2 separate regions of the Mus musculus genome follow, and region 2 is linked to region 1. The links are chromatin loops, found by intact Hi-C in ENCODE. Cell type or tissue: left cerebral cortex. All regions are shown on one strand. Each heading gives the region's core, and the rest is flanking DNA. Links, peaks and the distances in the headings are about the cores only.

Region 1 (8,103 bases), core at 2,306-6,305:
CCAGGGAGGAAGGCTCAAACTAAGCGACACAGAGTGCTCTGTAAACTCAATTGTGCCCCCCTTAGTATTCGAATTGAGAAGCTAGCAACTGCTGCTGGAATTCTGAAAAAAAAAAAAAAAAAAAACGAAGGAAAGCAAGTGTGGTGGTGCATGCTTGTAGACCTAGAACTTGGGAAGCGTAAGCAAGAAGATCTTGAGTTCAAGGCAATCCGAGTTATACAGGGTTAGTCTTACCAAAAAAAAAAAAAAAAAAACGAAGGGGAAAAAAAACCACATCGCCGCGGATGTGTGAGGGGAAAGTGCAGTGAGAGTCACCAATATTGCCTGAACAGGAGGCTCCAGAACCAGTTAAATCTTTTTTTTTTTTTTGGGGGGGGGGGGACACACGACTATTTGCCTGTACTAGCTTTCTTAAACAAGCACGGTGGCCCACCACACTATAGAGATAAAGCAGGAGATACCCAACCAAGATGCTCGCTTTCAAGAAAAAACAAACAGCAAAGTAGACTTAATGGTGACTCATCTATAACCTCAGTCTAGGGAGGTTGAGCCAGGGAAAGTGATTCAGGTTGGTCAGCCTGAGCCAAGGGTGTGTGAGTGTGTGTGATCTTATCTAAAAAAAAAAAAGGAGGTGGGTTGGGGAGCACAATCAATATTCCTTAACTAGGCTAGACTTATGGCATAATGGTAGAATGCCTGCCAAGCATACAAAAGTCTCATAATAGAGAAATGTCAATTCTAAGAAAAGGGACTTGGATACAAAAAATAAGGAAACAATGAAACCATGTGCTGGCTAGTCAAGTGCATTGCCTCTGAGCTACATCTCCAACTCCATGAAATCTAACCTGGAAATGTTTAAACTTAAACCATGTTATCAGTTTAGGGTTCGTGTAATTAAAAACAAGCTATTAGATTATTTCCATTTCTTTGTGATTTCCTGTGTATATTCTGAAATCTACAAGAGGTTGATTTAGTCTTTTTTTTTTTTTTTTTTTTTTGGTTTTTTGAGACAGGGTTTCTCTGTGTAGCCCTGGCTGTCCTGGAACTCACTCTGTAGACCGGCTGGCCTCGAACTCAGAAATTCACCTGCCTCTGCCTCCCAAGTGCTCTTAAATGGAATCTAGGTTCCTCTAGTCTTAAATGGAATCAATGTCTTATTTCCTGGAAAAGACACAGTATCAGAGTTCTGACTTGGAGAAGAGTGTGTATATGTGTGTGTGTGTGTGTGTGTGTGTGTGTGTGTGTTTATGTGTTTGTGTGTACACCTATACCAACAACAGGGAGGTGAATGTAGGAAGACCAGTTCAGGTTCACATTGGTTATATAGAAAGCTCAAAGATAACCTGGAATAAATTAAATACTGTCTCAAAACACCTAATGTGTCTGAATCGATTAAAAGAAAACTGTTCAGACACAGAGGAGTAACTGAAAGTGAAGAGAGGTGGGGAGTAGGAGGACTCATGATAAAACTCCCTAAAATTAGTTAGGAAGGAATAGTAGTGAAACGAGGCATAACACTTGCCTGTAATCACAGCACTTCGGAGGGAGATGGAGAAAGATCAGGAATTCAAAGCCACCCTAAATTTGAATCTAACCTAGGCTACATGAGACTGACTTTAAAGGAGGGAGGGGCCACATAAACAATACCCTCTATTCCTTTCTGAGTATGAGAAATTTTGGGAAAACTGAAAGCCTACTGAAAATAAAAGGTAACAAACACAAAATAATGATTAATCCCAAAGACACCAATGACAGTACAGGAAAGTGACTTGACATGCATCGTGGGAAGCCCAGAATTGAAATGAGGACACCAGGCAACTCTGAATATGAAGGTCAAAATGGGGCAGTCACACGACTACCTATGAAGCAGAGATCTCTAAACACTTCCTGTTGTATAACCAAGGAAGAGCTCTATAACCAAGGAAGAGCTCTTCCCCAAAGCTACTAGTAAGGTTTGAGATAGTAAATGATTGCTAAACTATAAAGTAGACATAGTAAAAGGTGTGGCTATCCTGAAAATAGCATTTAAATTTAAGTGTATGTACTGAGAGTTGAACCAATATGCTTTCCTTTTCTACTTTAACCTAGAAAGGCAACAGCCTGGCCAATATCCTTGAATAAAAGGACAGAAATCCTGAATCTTATGTACAAAAGAAAGAAGGAAAGTTAACACATATTATGGAAGAAAAAGGAAATCTAACACCAATATCAACAACTTCTCAGTGTGCCAGCCCAGCCTGATCATAGTACATTAAAAAGCATATGCACACATTCTCCATAACACTTTAGACCACCCAGTCTGAAAAAAGCAGTCAGCCAAGAATTTGGAAAAGTCTTTAATTGGAAAGGCAGCAAAACAATGGGACAAAAGAGATCTCTAAACAAGAGTGCTTAAGACTTTAGAAATATGAAAGCAGAAAAGAAAAAAGTTATTTTTTTTAAATATGGTTGAAATTAAGAGATGTTGCTCACTGTTAAGAGTGCTTACCTAGCATGCACAGGGCCCTGGGCTTAAACCTACGCACAACATACAAAAGGGGAGAGGGAGGGAAGAGGAAGGGAGGAAAAAGAGAGGGAGGGAGGGAGGGAGGGGAAAACAGAGCAAGACCACAAATACAGCTGAGGAAATCTCCAAAAAGGTAGAATAAAGAAGAGCAACTAAGAAACTATTAGAAAACTGACTCAGAAAGCCCCACACTCAAATAACTTCATCATGGACTGGGGAGTTAATTCAACAGTTAAAACCAATGGCTGTTCTTACAAAGGGTTCAATTCCGAGCACTTGCATGGCAACTCACAACTGTCGATAACTCCAGTGCCAGGAATCTGATGTCTTCCTCTGGATTCTATGGGTACTAGGAATGCACATGATACACATATATGTGGTAAAACACCCAAACACAAAAATTTAAATATTTCAAGTGTCATACCATGTTGCCTAAAATATGAACGTTTTAATTAGCCTTATCAGAGAATTGGAGGAATCCATATATAACTGTTTGAAAAAAAAAAAAAAAAAAACAGAAAAATTTGACTATGCACACATGAAAATCCAGAGTACCCAGGACAGTGAACACCCACAAAAAAGATGCAAAAAAGATCTGGGGCAAAGAATAGACAAATACTCATCAAAATAACTGCCATTTCTCAACATTAGAACAGTGGGCCAGTGCCTTTATAATGTAAAGAGCGCCAGTCTGGAATGCTATACCCAGCTATGCATTGAGTATGATAGAGAAGAGCTCCAGAAATGTATTTCCCCTACATATAAGAAGATACTAAGACATGGCAAATCAATGAAAATGGCAAAGATCAACAAATACAACAGTAAAATAATATAATTCAACAAACCTGAAGAGTTATTTCAAGCTGAAAAATCAAAGACATTCTGAAAAACCCAATGTAACTAAGTATGGTGGCATACATCTTAATACCAGCATTTGGCAAATAGAGAGAGGAGAATCAGGAATTCAAAGCCAGCCCTAGCTATAAAAGATACTGTCTCAAAACACCCAAAGTTGTTTAACGAATAGGTTTGATCACAGTATGAGAAAATGGGCACAAATGAGGGAGAACTAGCTGGGGTGGTAAGGAAGCAGGAAAGATAACAAGTACCAAAAAATTAAAGTATTTCCTTTAAAATATATAGGAAAAATAGTACCTAACTAGCTGTAGTAGCCCACAACTGGGAGGTAGAGGCAGGAAGATCAAGAGTTCAAAGCTAGCATCATCTGTATCTTGAGTTCAAAGCTGGCCTGAGCTACATGGAACAGTCTTTAAAAAAAAAAAAAAAGTAATTAGAACAGTAACAGATGATAGTAAAAATGGTGTCACAAAACATAGGGCAGTGGTTCTCAACCTTCCTAAGGCTGCTACTCTTTAATACAGCTCATCATCTTGTGGTGACATCCCAGCCATAAAAGTATTTTCACTGTGACCTCATAGCTAAGATTTTGCTGTTATGAATTGCAATGTAAATACTTTGGGAGATAATGGTTTGCCAAAGAGAACATGACGCACAATGTTGAAAGCCACTGGTTAAAAAAAAAAAAAAAAAAAAGAAAGAAAGAAAAAAGAAATCAATGTTACCTCAAACTAAAACACCAAAACATAACAAAGCAAGTTACTAATGATCAGGCAGGAGGCACAGTGCGAGGTTCACCAGACCTGGAAGCAAGAGTCTCTGGCGAGTGCTGGCTGGGTGTGTGGGTGGGCATGTGTGTGAAATTTTATTGTTGCTTTTGAGGTGGATTTATTTTTTTTTTACACTAAGAAGACTACAACTGAAAATGAAATCAACTTAAAAATCTTTGTAGACTAGAAAATATCAAGATCCCAGGAGTCAAAATGATATGAAAAGGGGGTATCCCATTTATACTATAGAGAAAGCTTACTAATAACCTGTAATGTTAATCATATTGATAAGTCTCAGGTTAACCTTTCCCACTAGGCAGTAGTTCTGTATATAAATCAAATAATGTATTTACATATAGGATATCAAATCATCTGTTAAATCTAAAATTTCACCCACAGTTAAAATACACAGTACATACACCGGTTTGAAGGAAAAGCCCTTAGGTATACAAGTACACCTAAGCACATATGCATTGAGTACCACTGTGACTATCTAAAAGTCATATAATTCCTCCTGTTTTCTTAAATAGAAACACTATAATTAATTTAAGATGGTTTATATACATCAGTGATTATGCCCTATGTTGTAAATTACATGAAATATCCTATTATACAGAACAGAAAGCTATTTATCCTGACACAAAATATCTATGGGATCTCTGTGCTTTGTAGTTTTTGAAGTCTCTTTTCTTGCAGTCAGACTGGCAATGATATCAAAGTACCTGCTAGTAGCAATACTTCCCACTTCCTATGTATATATTTAGCAAGGGATTCAAAACCAAGTAATCAAGCCTCAAAGTGGTATATGAACACAGCAGACTGACATTAAGAAAAACAGAAGCTCACGGTGGATAACCCTAAGAGATTTAGTGCAGTCTAGAGAAAATGAGCAAAGAGCCATTTACTATGTTTTAGGTTTAGTGAAGTATTGAATGCCTAAACTTCATGTAGGTCCACATAATGACATCTGATTCCAGAAACATCTACTGATCATCAACCTGATGTTGGAGGAGTGTCTTCCTCTAGGATTGATGTTTCACTGATCTTAAGAACTACTGGATTAGTCACTTTTGCTTCACATTTCTACTTAGAAAAAGAATAACTGCCATTAGTTTGAAAGGATACTGGTGAGATCAGGAATACTCAGCAACTTTCTGTCCTTATAAAGCCAAAGAGCTTCTAAAGAAATAGACATCGAGAACATAGACATAACAGCAAGAAAGCTGTCTTTCTTGCCCAGAAACAGCACTCCTCTGGTCCCAGAAACATTTATTCATTTGATAAAAATTTATTAAGCACCCATTATAAGGAAAGCATTGTACCTGGGTGCTAAAAAACAAAAAAGTGTGACAAAGTTGTTGTTTACATTTGTTGAACCAGAGCTAGTCCTTGAGATTGCTGATAGGAGAAAAAAATGCTCCTATCTGGTTCATTTGGGGACCTAGAGCATGGATATGGTCTTCCATCCGCTCACTTCTGTGATCCTCGTATCAGCCAATTTAAGTCAAAACAAATAAGGCACATTTAAAAAAAATCCCCCCCCCCTTTTAATTGACCAAAGTAAAGCCATAACATTTCATTTGGTAACCTGCTCAGAATTATAAAAATCATTTCACTTGGCCCAGCCCATATTGTCCAGGGCAAAACTTGCAGACAATTCTAACCCCATCCGGCTGTTCTTATAAACTGCATATAAAAAACATCTTCAGCGTCCTCAACATGACGCGCTCAGTGCGAAGCATAATGCTCAGGGCACAATGTGACGTTTATGTCCTTGACAAGCCTCGATTATCCAGGTCCTTTACCTGCAACATAAAGACATAACTTCAGTATTTACCGAAAGGTCAACTTGGAAAGATCTACAAGTTCCACTGTAAGCAGAAAGGATTACACATGTTTGGCATGTGAATAAATTAGCATGAGATAAAGCCTACCTACTGTCAATCTAGCCTTTTAGAGTACCTCTAAGAACCAGTATAGACTAACTTTGACATTGACCAAAAGACTTCAATCATTCGGTTTTTTTTTTTTTTCCTATTATTTGAGATAGGGCTTTACTATGTAGCCTAGGCTGACCTCATACTCAATTCCCCTGCCTCTGCTTCTCTAGATATGTGGTTCAATCATTTCTCATATAAGAGATGTAACACACTCTTACATGACATCATATAATTATGTATCATAAATTCAGCAAAAAGAAAACATAGTTTGGGGCTGAAGAGATGACTCATAGTTTGGGGCTTAAGAGCACTGACTGCCCTTCCAGAGGTCCTGAGTTCCAATTCCTAGCAACCACATGGTGGCTCACAACCATCTGTAATGGGATCTGATGCCTTCTTCTGGTGTGTCTGAAGATAGCTACAGTGTACTCATATACATAAAATAAATAATTTTTTTTAATGCTGTTTTTTTAAAAAAGTAATTTAAAAACAGAAACACATGCATTTCCCCTAATCCCCAAGCTATTCCAATCCCTACCTGGAACAGTATTGCTACAACAAGTACAGTGGCCACATCTGTAATGCTACCATACCTAAGGCTATAAAGAAAGTCAACCTGGGCTACACAGTAATTTTAATGCCAAACTGGATGTCAGCCTGAAACTTTATCCCTAAAACTAAAAAGAAAAGGACTAAGCTAGTCTGGCAAGACAGTTCAGTGAGTAAGGGCAGTTGATTTTGATCTCCAGGATCCATCACAATGAAAGAATTGATCGGTACAAGCTGTACTCTGACCTCAATACATGGCGTACCCACCTCCCCATATAAAGATGCCTCTCCCCCACCCATATAAAAATGTAGTAAAAAATGTTTTTTTAAAGAAAAAGAAATGTTGCCATAACAATCACCAACTGGGATGTCTCCTCTCTAAGAATAATCAAAAAATATAATTAGTAGTATTTTGGTCTGGTCAGATGGTTTAGCAGATAAAGTGCCATACAGGTCTGATGAACCGATACAAAACTAAAGAGAATCAACTCCACAAAGTTGAAAACACACACACACTCAAATAAATAACTAACACTTCAAGTGACTTACAAGCTACTTTGAAACCAGGTGCCATTTATTAAAAATGTCCCTATTTGGGAAACTGATTACTAGAACAAACAAATCTATAAGTACAAGAGCAACTTCTGAGACCTGCAGCATCTCCTCACCTTGTATATCCTGACTAGCCAGTGTTCTGTGGTATACGCTTCCTCCAGGACATCAAGCTCAAAGTCTTTATTACCAATCTCAGCATTTCGAACACGGTCAAAGCCTGGTGGACGCTCTAAAAGCAACGAGAGAAAACATCTATTATACAAGTTGATTCCTAAAGAGATGGAGCTGCATATCATCTACTGCACTGACTGCACTTTGACTGCACTATTTCCCAGCCTGCACTTTGACTAGAGTCTGTAAGGAAGAGCATCAGATAGAAAGGGCAAATCAAGAGCTACCCTACTTGAGTCCTGTCCAATGTGATGCTTGGCAGGGTCCATGTAGCGTCTGTCTTCTAAATCTACAAGATGACTTTTAAGGCACTCTACTCCTGAGGACTGTTATCCAAAGATCTAGCACTAGTAACCCTTCCATGGACCACAAGTCCACGACTTGTATATACTGCAAAAGTTTTCCCTGATGAAGAAACAAAACTAGCTGGGCGGTGGTGGTGCATGCCTTTAATCCCAGCCCTTGGGAGGCAGAGGCAGGTGGATTTCTGAGTTCGAGGCCTGGTCTACAAAGTGAGTCCCAGGACATCCAGCCAGGGCTATACAGAGAAACCCTGTCTCGAAAAAAACCAAAAAGAAAAAAAAAAAAAGAAAAAAGAAAAAAATCTGAAAGACAGGATTTAACCTGACCAAATCCTTCTCAATGTACTTATCTAAATAGTGAAAAAGCACTCTTTTCTTTTATTCTTTCTCACACTGAGATATTCTTTGTTGATATACACAAAATAAAAGATAATGTTTTAAAGCACAGAACT
Region 2 (8,103 bases), core at 2,388-6,387, 150 kb after region 1:
CCCTCCCTTCCTCCTCTTCTTCTTCCTTTTCCACCTCCTCCTTTTCTTCTTCTCCTCCTCTTCTTCCTCCTCCTCCTCCTCCTCCTCCCCCTCCTTCTCCTCCTTATTCTAGGTTCTCAATATATAAACAGCCTCCTGAGTGTTGGAATTTTAGGTGCAGACTGATATGCCCAGCCATAGATTTTATTTTTTAATTAATTTAAAATATGTATTATCATTTTATGTGTATGAGTGTTTTTGCTTGCATGTGAATATGCCACATGTGTACAATGCAGAGGTCAGAAGAACAACCCATGGAATCTGAGTTACACAAGCTGTAAGTTACCATGTGGGTGCTGGGAACCCAACCTGGGTCTTCTACAAGAGCTCCCATGGTACATACAGCTCAGTGGTAGAGTATTGCAAAGCACTCACAAAGCTCTGCAATCACTGTTCACTATTACACTACACACACACACAGACAGCATCTACAGGTGCTTGGGTTTTCACAGTGGTAAATATTCGAAAGATAGTGTGAACAAAATTTAAAGGTTGGTGTATGCAAAGGACTTACTCACGCTCTTGAAAAGAGGAAGAACTATTGTTCACTTGTCATCAATCCATATCTAGAAAGTTAGTGAGATTCTTCTCATTGTAAAATAGTTTTATATTCTTCAATTCATTAAAAAATTACAGGGCCAGTGAGTCAGCTCCATGGTTAAAGCATTGCTGCTCAAACCTAGAGACCTGAGTTCAATCCCTAGAACCCACATAAAGGTAGAAGGACAGAACCAACTGTAGATTGCACTCTGACCTCCACATGGGACTGATGGCCCAAATGAACACTGTACATGTGTGTGCGCGCGCACACACACACACACCTCTTGAAAGTGAAGTTGCAAATGTTTATGAGCCAACACGTGGGTGCTAGGAATTGAACTCGAGTCTTTTGGAAAAGCAGTCACTGCTTGGAACGATTGAAACATCTTTCCAGCCCAAGGTTATAAAATTTTGTAACCTAGTTTTAAAGATTTATTTTTATTTAATATGTGTGCAGGTACCAGAAGAGGCCATCATATCCCTTGAAGCTGCAGTTACAGGTGGTGTGAGCTCCCAGAACAGCAAGTGCTCTTAATCACTGTGTAATCTCTCCAGCCCTCCATTGAGAGTTTAATTTTACCAGTCAACATTTTGTTAACACTCTGTGTCTTCTAATGAGTTGACATTTTATATTACTTTTAGAGCATATATTTTTATTTTCCTGATTTTTTGCAGATTCTTGTGTGATTCATGAATAATAGCTGTTCTCTTTTCTCTGCTCCTTGAATCAAGGACTCAGGCCAAAGTCTAGCTAATGTGATCGGACCATCCATACAAATGCTTCAATTTATAGGTCAACTTAGACACATATTGTCTAAGTAGAGTTATTACATTTTTAACACAGTCTTCTTGGAATGGCATTTGATCTGCTCAGGCTCAGTTGCAAAATACTCAACCAACTAAGTACACATGAATTTGCATCTAAAAATACCCACAGAGACAGCGGGTAAAGGCATTTGCCACCAAGCCAGGGTTTGACCTGTGTTTCATATCTGAGACCATATGGTAGAAGAAGAAAACTGGCTTCTCCAGCAAGTTGTCCTCTGACGTCTACATGCATGCCTTGTTATACACACCCACCCACCACAGTAAGTGTAATTAAAATTTTTTAGATACAGCATCAAGCAAACAGAAGAAACCAGGATTCTCAGCATCTAATTCAGTTGAAATGACTGTATATCCAAACACAGAAAGAAAACAAAAACCCTGGTAGAGTATAGGGTTTGTTTTCTCTTTTCTTTTCTTTTTTTTTTTTTTTTTCTTTCTCCTTTGGCCTCGGCTGGTGATTTATGTTAGGTGATTCTAATATGTTAGAATCATGTTAGGTTCTTTTCTACACCTGGTCCTGACTCTGTCCAAGTTTCATTACCCAGTCTTAAAACCAGGACAACATGGCAATGGACCTGGGGTCCCACCCTTGTCACAGTTGTCCCTGACTCAGGGTCTGCTGATCTTCACTGTTCACTCTGCTTATAAACATGAAATATGTACATTAAGGAGAATTAGACCATATAGAAACATGTCCCAGAAGAAACATACTCCGTGATCTCACACTTGGAACTGCTTAATGGTTTCATGTACTGTTCTAGATTTTTCTGTGTTAGGATATATTTGTTATGAAGCTAATATATGTTCTTCAGCCTTCTCTATTGATAAGACTGCTTTAGACATGTAAGTCTCCCACTTTAATAAGGTGGTGTAAGACTACACTGACTGGTACGCTGTAATCCATTTACAGAAGCTTGATGGTGAAAGAGTGTGTTGTCAGATACTTTTGTTGATGCTAAAAATGAGGCTCAGATACTTTCTTATGGAATTTTCCCCAAAGTTGACTTCAGTAATGTAAGTTGTAACATTAGAACATGTTATTTTGTTAACACAAAAGCATTTATTTGTTTGGGAACAGAGCATGGACCTTACTAAACCAGTGTCCTATCATTGAGTTACAGTCTCACCCTCGAACATACAAATTTTAAACTGTTATAAAAATAATTCTTAAAACTCCTTAGACTTTAAAAGTTTTCCTACTGTCTATTTTTTGTATACATCAAGGAAATATTTCAGCAAGAGCTGTGTAGACTCCCTGAGAGTCCACAGTCCTTTAGGTCGGCATAGTCTAACCCTGTAATGGGCATTGCTGTGACCTGCATGGTTTGGGGGGTTGACCTGACTCGGGTAATGAGGAAAGCAGAAAGGACAGACACACAGACAGAAAAGCTGGGATTGGGTAGGCCATGTGCTAAAATGGAGATATAACAGCAGAAGCCTGGAAACTCCATACATTAATTTTATACATCTTAGTTGAGGGGGTCAGTTTATTGTAGATAGCTGAACATGGATGGATGAGGTTAGCTGATCTCTGTAGGAGAGTAGTTTCAGGTTGCAGTCAGTGGAGGGAGGAAGATATGGCTAACAGTCCCTGTATACATTGGTTTTAGCTAAGGGTCAACCATTTATAACAATCATACTCAGTCTTGAGAAAGGCTTTGCTGTCCTCCCTTCTCCTGAGCCTCATCTGGAGAAGGCTTTGCCATTTCCCTGGGTCTGAGGCTTCAGGGCCATTGAACTGGCTGACTATACTCTTTCAACAATACTCATTCACCCAGGACTTCATTTCCTCCCCACAGGACATAACATAGAATAAAGGTTCATTAGATAAACTTCATCTGTGGCCAATAAACTGGAGGTGAGAATTATTGCAATAACATCTTTTATGTGAGTAGAATATCCTTAAGGACAGTTTCATAGCTGGGCATGGTGAGGTATGCCCTTCGTGCTAGCACTCCAGAGGCTGAGGCAGGTGGGTCTCTGAGTTTGAGACCATCCTGGTCTACCTGGTGAGTTCCAGGCCAGCCAGGGCTACAAAGTGAGATCCCGTCTCAAAAAAACAAAACAAAACAAATAGCACAGTTTTATTAGTGATTCAGCAATTACTATTAACATTTAGATATTGTTTTGGCAAGTATTTATTTTTGTTAAAAATACGTGCTTGGTAGATGTATAGAAAGTGTAGATGATCGAACAGGGGAACATTTAAAGAAGTCAGTGGTAGATCCACATTGCAGAGACAACCCTGTGGCTCCCTGGGTGTATTCTTTCTCAACGTAAGATTCTGAATTTTGATAGAAACTTGTAGAGTGATGTATGAATGCCAGGTTTCCTCAAATCATTTCTCTCTTGCGTAGGGTGGAAACTGTCTAGCCTTAAAATTAAACTTCATACCCTTATAGTGTCTTGGCCCATATCTCCCTCTCTCTCCTTCTCTAGTTCTCTTCGCCATGAAGGAGGATAACGAGAAGGTGCCTACTTTGCTAACGGACTACATTTTAAAAGGTGAGAGCAGCTGCCCTCCTCCCAGAACAGAAGGGTCCTCTGAGTTCCTGCTCAGGCTGTGGAGCTCATGCTGAAACTCTCTTGGAGCTCCCACACCAGGCCGACCAGGCAGTAGTCACATACACCACATGATCGTCATGAGGGCTTTGAGGTCATGGGTGTTACTAGCAGGTCTGAAGAGATTCTGTTACTTCAGGTCACCACTGTGAGTCCTCATGAGGAACAAGATGCCAACAAAGGACTTACTGTGGAGAAATATGATAGCTCTTGCATCATGTCATTTTTGGTTGGGAAAAACAAAGCCTGAAAATAAGTTAAGACTTTCGGTACTTGAAAGGAAAATGATGTCATGATTAAGTTCGTCTCTTCATAACTTTTTATGAAAGAGAGTACTAGTAGACACCCAGGGCTCATTCATGCCAGGCAAGCAGTCTTCCATTGAGTGACAATTACTGTTCTGTGCTTCTTTTTGAACATTGACCATGGAATTTTTCAGTGCAGGCAACAGAAAGATGGTTCTTATCTCCCAGCTTCATTAACTCACAGCCAATCCTTTTTAAACAGTTTTTATGTATATAGTCCCTGAATGTTTGTTCACCTTGTGTGTGCCCAAAGAGGCCAGAAGGGGGAGTCAGTTCCCTTGAGACAGGAATTACAGACCTAGGTCTTCAGAAGAGTAGCCTGTGTTCTTAACTCTTGAGCCATGTCTCCAGCCCACACCAGTCTTATAAAGTCTTAACCAGGAATATTGTTTTGAAGCAAATTTCTGTTAGTATATTTCATCCATAAATATTTCAGTGTATATTCCTAAGAACTGGGCACATAGCCCCAATGCCATTGTCACAACTAAAGAGCTGGGGCTGAGACCCTGGGGTCCATTTCCAGAACAACAAAGGGGGGAGAGAAAAGGCTACAACTACAAAATTAAGCATACTGAGTGGCATTGGTGACCTAATCACTGTACGGCTCACCTTACTTTCTCCCATACAATGATTTGAGTTTATTTGTTTACATTAGGACCTGATGAAGGTCCATAAAATTTGATTATCTATCTCCTAAGTCTGTCTGTCTGTCTGTCTGTCTGTCTGTCTTTATGTCTCAGTCACTCCCACCCCCACTCTCTACTCTTCCTCTCTTTACCTCTCCACCTCTCCTCCAGGATCCCATGCAGACCAAGATGGCCTCAAACTCTCTCTGTAGCTGAGGAAGACCTTGACATTCTGGTCTTCCTGCCTTCACCTTCCAAGTGCTGGGATCAGCACGATGCCCAGCCTATAATGTACATTAACAACAACAACAGCAACAGCAGCAGCAGCAACAACAACAACAACAACTATAGCCTTCCCTTTCCCCTGTCTTCCTTCTTTTAAATTCGTTTGTTAAGCTATAGAATATCTTTGTCCTAGAGTCTTCCTAATTTCAGCCCAAGGTATAATTTAGTCTACTCTCTGTCTCCTTTATTTATTGTAACTAATGGAACAAGAGGCTTGATCAGATCCAAGCTTGGGTCTTTTGCCAAACAGACATAATGAGTATTTGTAGGACCCTGTGAAGAACACTACACTGTCTGCATGTGTCTTCTTTTAGTCTGTAACTGGCCATTGATGACAGCACACTGTCTAGACCCAACATCTTATGAATTCTTGCTCCACATTCATACAAAACTTAGAAGAGTTGCAGGAGGTTTATGGAACCTGGTTATGAAATCCCAAACTGTACTCTTTCTATGGGGATCAGGGGGATTAATGTTAAATTTCAATAGGAAGAATTTAGGTTAAAAATTAGAAAGAACTTGTGACTCTGAAAGACTTTGCAAGAAAAGAAGTTTTTCAAAGAAGTTTGTAGAGATGAGTTATGTGACATTGGTGAGCAGACATGTGACCTGCTGAAATGTCAGTGAATTTATAAAAGTAGTTAATATTTACGAAGCATATTTTACAAGTCTCTCAGCAACCTACGAGCAGCTTAGGTATATCCTAGTATGTGGGTGAAGAACAAGAATGGAAAGGAAAGGCATTTTCTTAAAGCCACAGAGTTAGATCCATGGGCGGTGGAGACTACAGTGCTTGATATTGTAACGGACACCTGTCATTCTCTTCTGTCCTCAGAGGGATGACTCAGGGCTGCAGTCATTGCCTGGTCCTCAGGGTAGCTCTCTGCTCAGTGTGATCCCTGCATGACCTCTCGCCTCTTCTCGTTTCAGTGCTTTGTCCAACCTAACCTCATCTTTGGAGCAGCCTCACTACAGGAGGTCACTGAGCAAGAAAGTCATTCCATCGCTGGGATTGCATGACACCACGTAACCTCCGGCGTGTATTTAAACGTGTATAGCTTAACCTGGATTAAACAAGAGCAACTGCGCGCGGGATCCTTTGCTGTTGGCTTCTAGTGCTAGTAATCATTGGATGCATGATCGGGCGCAGGGCCAGAGATTCTGCTCCCTCTCCACCTGTGTTGGGGAAGGCAGGTGCCCTCACCACTCATTATGTAGTCTGGCTCCAGCCCTCAACCCAGCTTATACTCTTAAGACTAATTTTGAAATAAACCTTCATTTAATTAATATTCTTCATGGTTTTTGGAGAGTGGTGTCCATTGGCTCTGTGTTCCAAACCCTTTAGGGAAATGATGTCCAACTGTCCTCAAATGCTGGTCTGTAGCCATGGCACTGATGCCCTGTGGTGGGCACTGGTGAGGTCATGTGATGTAGTAAGGTTGCCTATTCTACAAAAGGAGGCTATCTGTGGTCTCGTAAGTCTCCACTGCTTGGAAATGTGTGGTACAAACTAGATAGTCTGAGGATAGGAAGAGATAGAGAATCTCAGGGATGTGCCAATAAGCTGCAGTGCCTCTTATTGGGGTATCAGGTTGGATTTTGGTGGTCTTGGAGCACAGGGGCTGGAGGGAAGTAGTTTTGCTGACCTCAACTACCTGGAAGACTACATCTCTTTCCTGAACTGAGGTTTATCATCACTCCTTGTCTGCCCTCAATGGCCTGTGAGAACAGCATCTTGTATCATTGCTCCTCCTTCCTGAACCCCTGAGGACCAGTGGCACTGACTCCTCCATATAGTCTCTGGCTTTGATAGTAGGCATCTGTCAGCCTCGAAAACCAGCAGGTGAATTGCTTCCCTTGTATCCTGGATGCTGACTTTGTCTAAGCGTAGCCTGAATCCCATCCCCTTTCATCTCCTACCTTGAGTGATACTAACCCTGCAGTTCCCATGCAACTGGCTTTCAAAACATATGGGGTGGCCACTTTTAGCCGGCTGCCAGCCCTATCATTTTCTACATATTGCGTTACATCACAGCAACGTAGAATCACAAGCAGGTATGGATTCATACCTTCTGGGGTTTTCAGGGGACAGAGCCATGAAGCAGAGATGCTCAGCAACTTACCTGAGGCAACTTAGGACATAGTAGAGATGGACTGACACTTTGGTCTCATCTGAGTAGATGTTCACTGATGCTTTGGGGACATAGTGCTTGCTTAACCACCTGGGCCTCTCCATATGAAGCCTACTGACAGTGACAGTGCAAACAGACAGGGTGAGTTCTCTGCCACTGTTTTCTCTGTCTTCTGGTTTTTTGTTTTGTTTTGTTTTGTTTTGTTTTGTTTTTGTTTTTGTTTTTGTTTTGTTTTGTTTTAGCCGAAAAGGAGCAATCTTTGGGGAGAAGGGCAAAGGAGGAAAGCCTTACTCTACCAGGAAAGCTACCAGAGTACCTGCAACCCCATCATGTGTGTTTATAGCACCAAGCTATACATAGACCATGCCCCGCCCCTGGATGTCACATAAGGTGGAAAAAACTACAAAGCACGCATACACACCACTAGAATCCATATACTGACACACTAGGCCTTTGACAAAACAAAAGATAACTTCAATTCTGAAACTCCTCAGCTCTAAAACTACAGATGCCAAAGCCTGCTAGTGATATGAAATCATTGGGAGGTTTAACATTTTGCCTGTCTTCAGGTTTTTCCTCGGTTTCAGCAAATGGGAACTAGTGGAACACCCCCCACCCCCCCCACCCCCCCCACCTCCACCCTGAGCTTTTCTTCCTGCCTTGGGTTTATCAGATCTGGGTCAGCCACTTCTTTCCCCCAATTTATCCTGCCAGCAGGTGTCTGAAGCAACTCGGAGACAAGCTAATCAAAGCCAATGGTGGTTAAAAATAAACCTCAAGTGTCTG

Evidence for each region. A loop is a pair of places that touch in the nucleus more often than their neighbours do. Peaks named below come from ENCODE experiments on the same cell type or tissue, not always from the same donor. Only the 100,000 strongest peaks of a DNase experiment are listed, where the experiment ranks them.
Region 2: it touches region 1 in a loop (3-fold over the local background); 1 of 42 quality-filtered maps calls a loop at or near these places.

The regions. Positions count from the first base shown.
Region 1 is chr9:36,727,024-36,735,126 of GRCm38, forward strand. Stt3a (STT3, subunit of the oligosaccharyltransferase complex, homolog A (S. cerevisiae)) reads right to left here. Exons shown (of 18, transcript NM_008408.5): 17 at 7,292-7,407; 18 at 2,321-5,939. The coding sequence ends at 5,901. Among named protein-coding and RNA genes, the nearest start is that of Chek1, 4.4 kb to the left of the region's middle. In left cerebral cortex, for the core only: no CTCF peak of the experiment used is centred there; a DNase peak (open chromatin) is centred at 4,200.
Region 2 is chr9:36,872,451-36,880,553 of GRCm38, forward strand. It overlaps Fez1 (fasciculation and elongation protein zeta 1 (zygin I)), which reads left to right. Exons shown (of 10, transcript NM_183171.5): 9 at 3,847-3,912; 10 at 6,116-6,474. The coding sequence ends at 6,132. Among named protein-coding and RNA genes, the nearest start is that of Fez1, 44 kb to the left of the region's middle. In left cerebral cortex, for the core only: a CTCF peak has its summit at 4,518 (motif pointing right); a DNase peak (open chromatin) is centred at 4,533.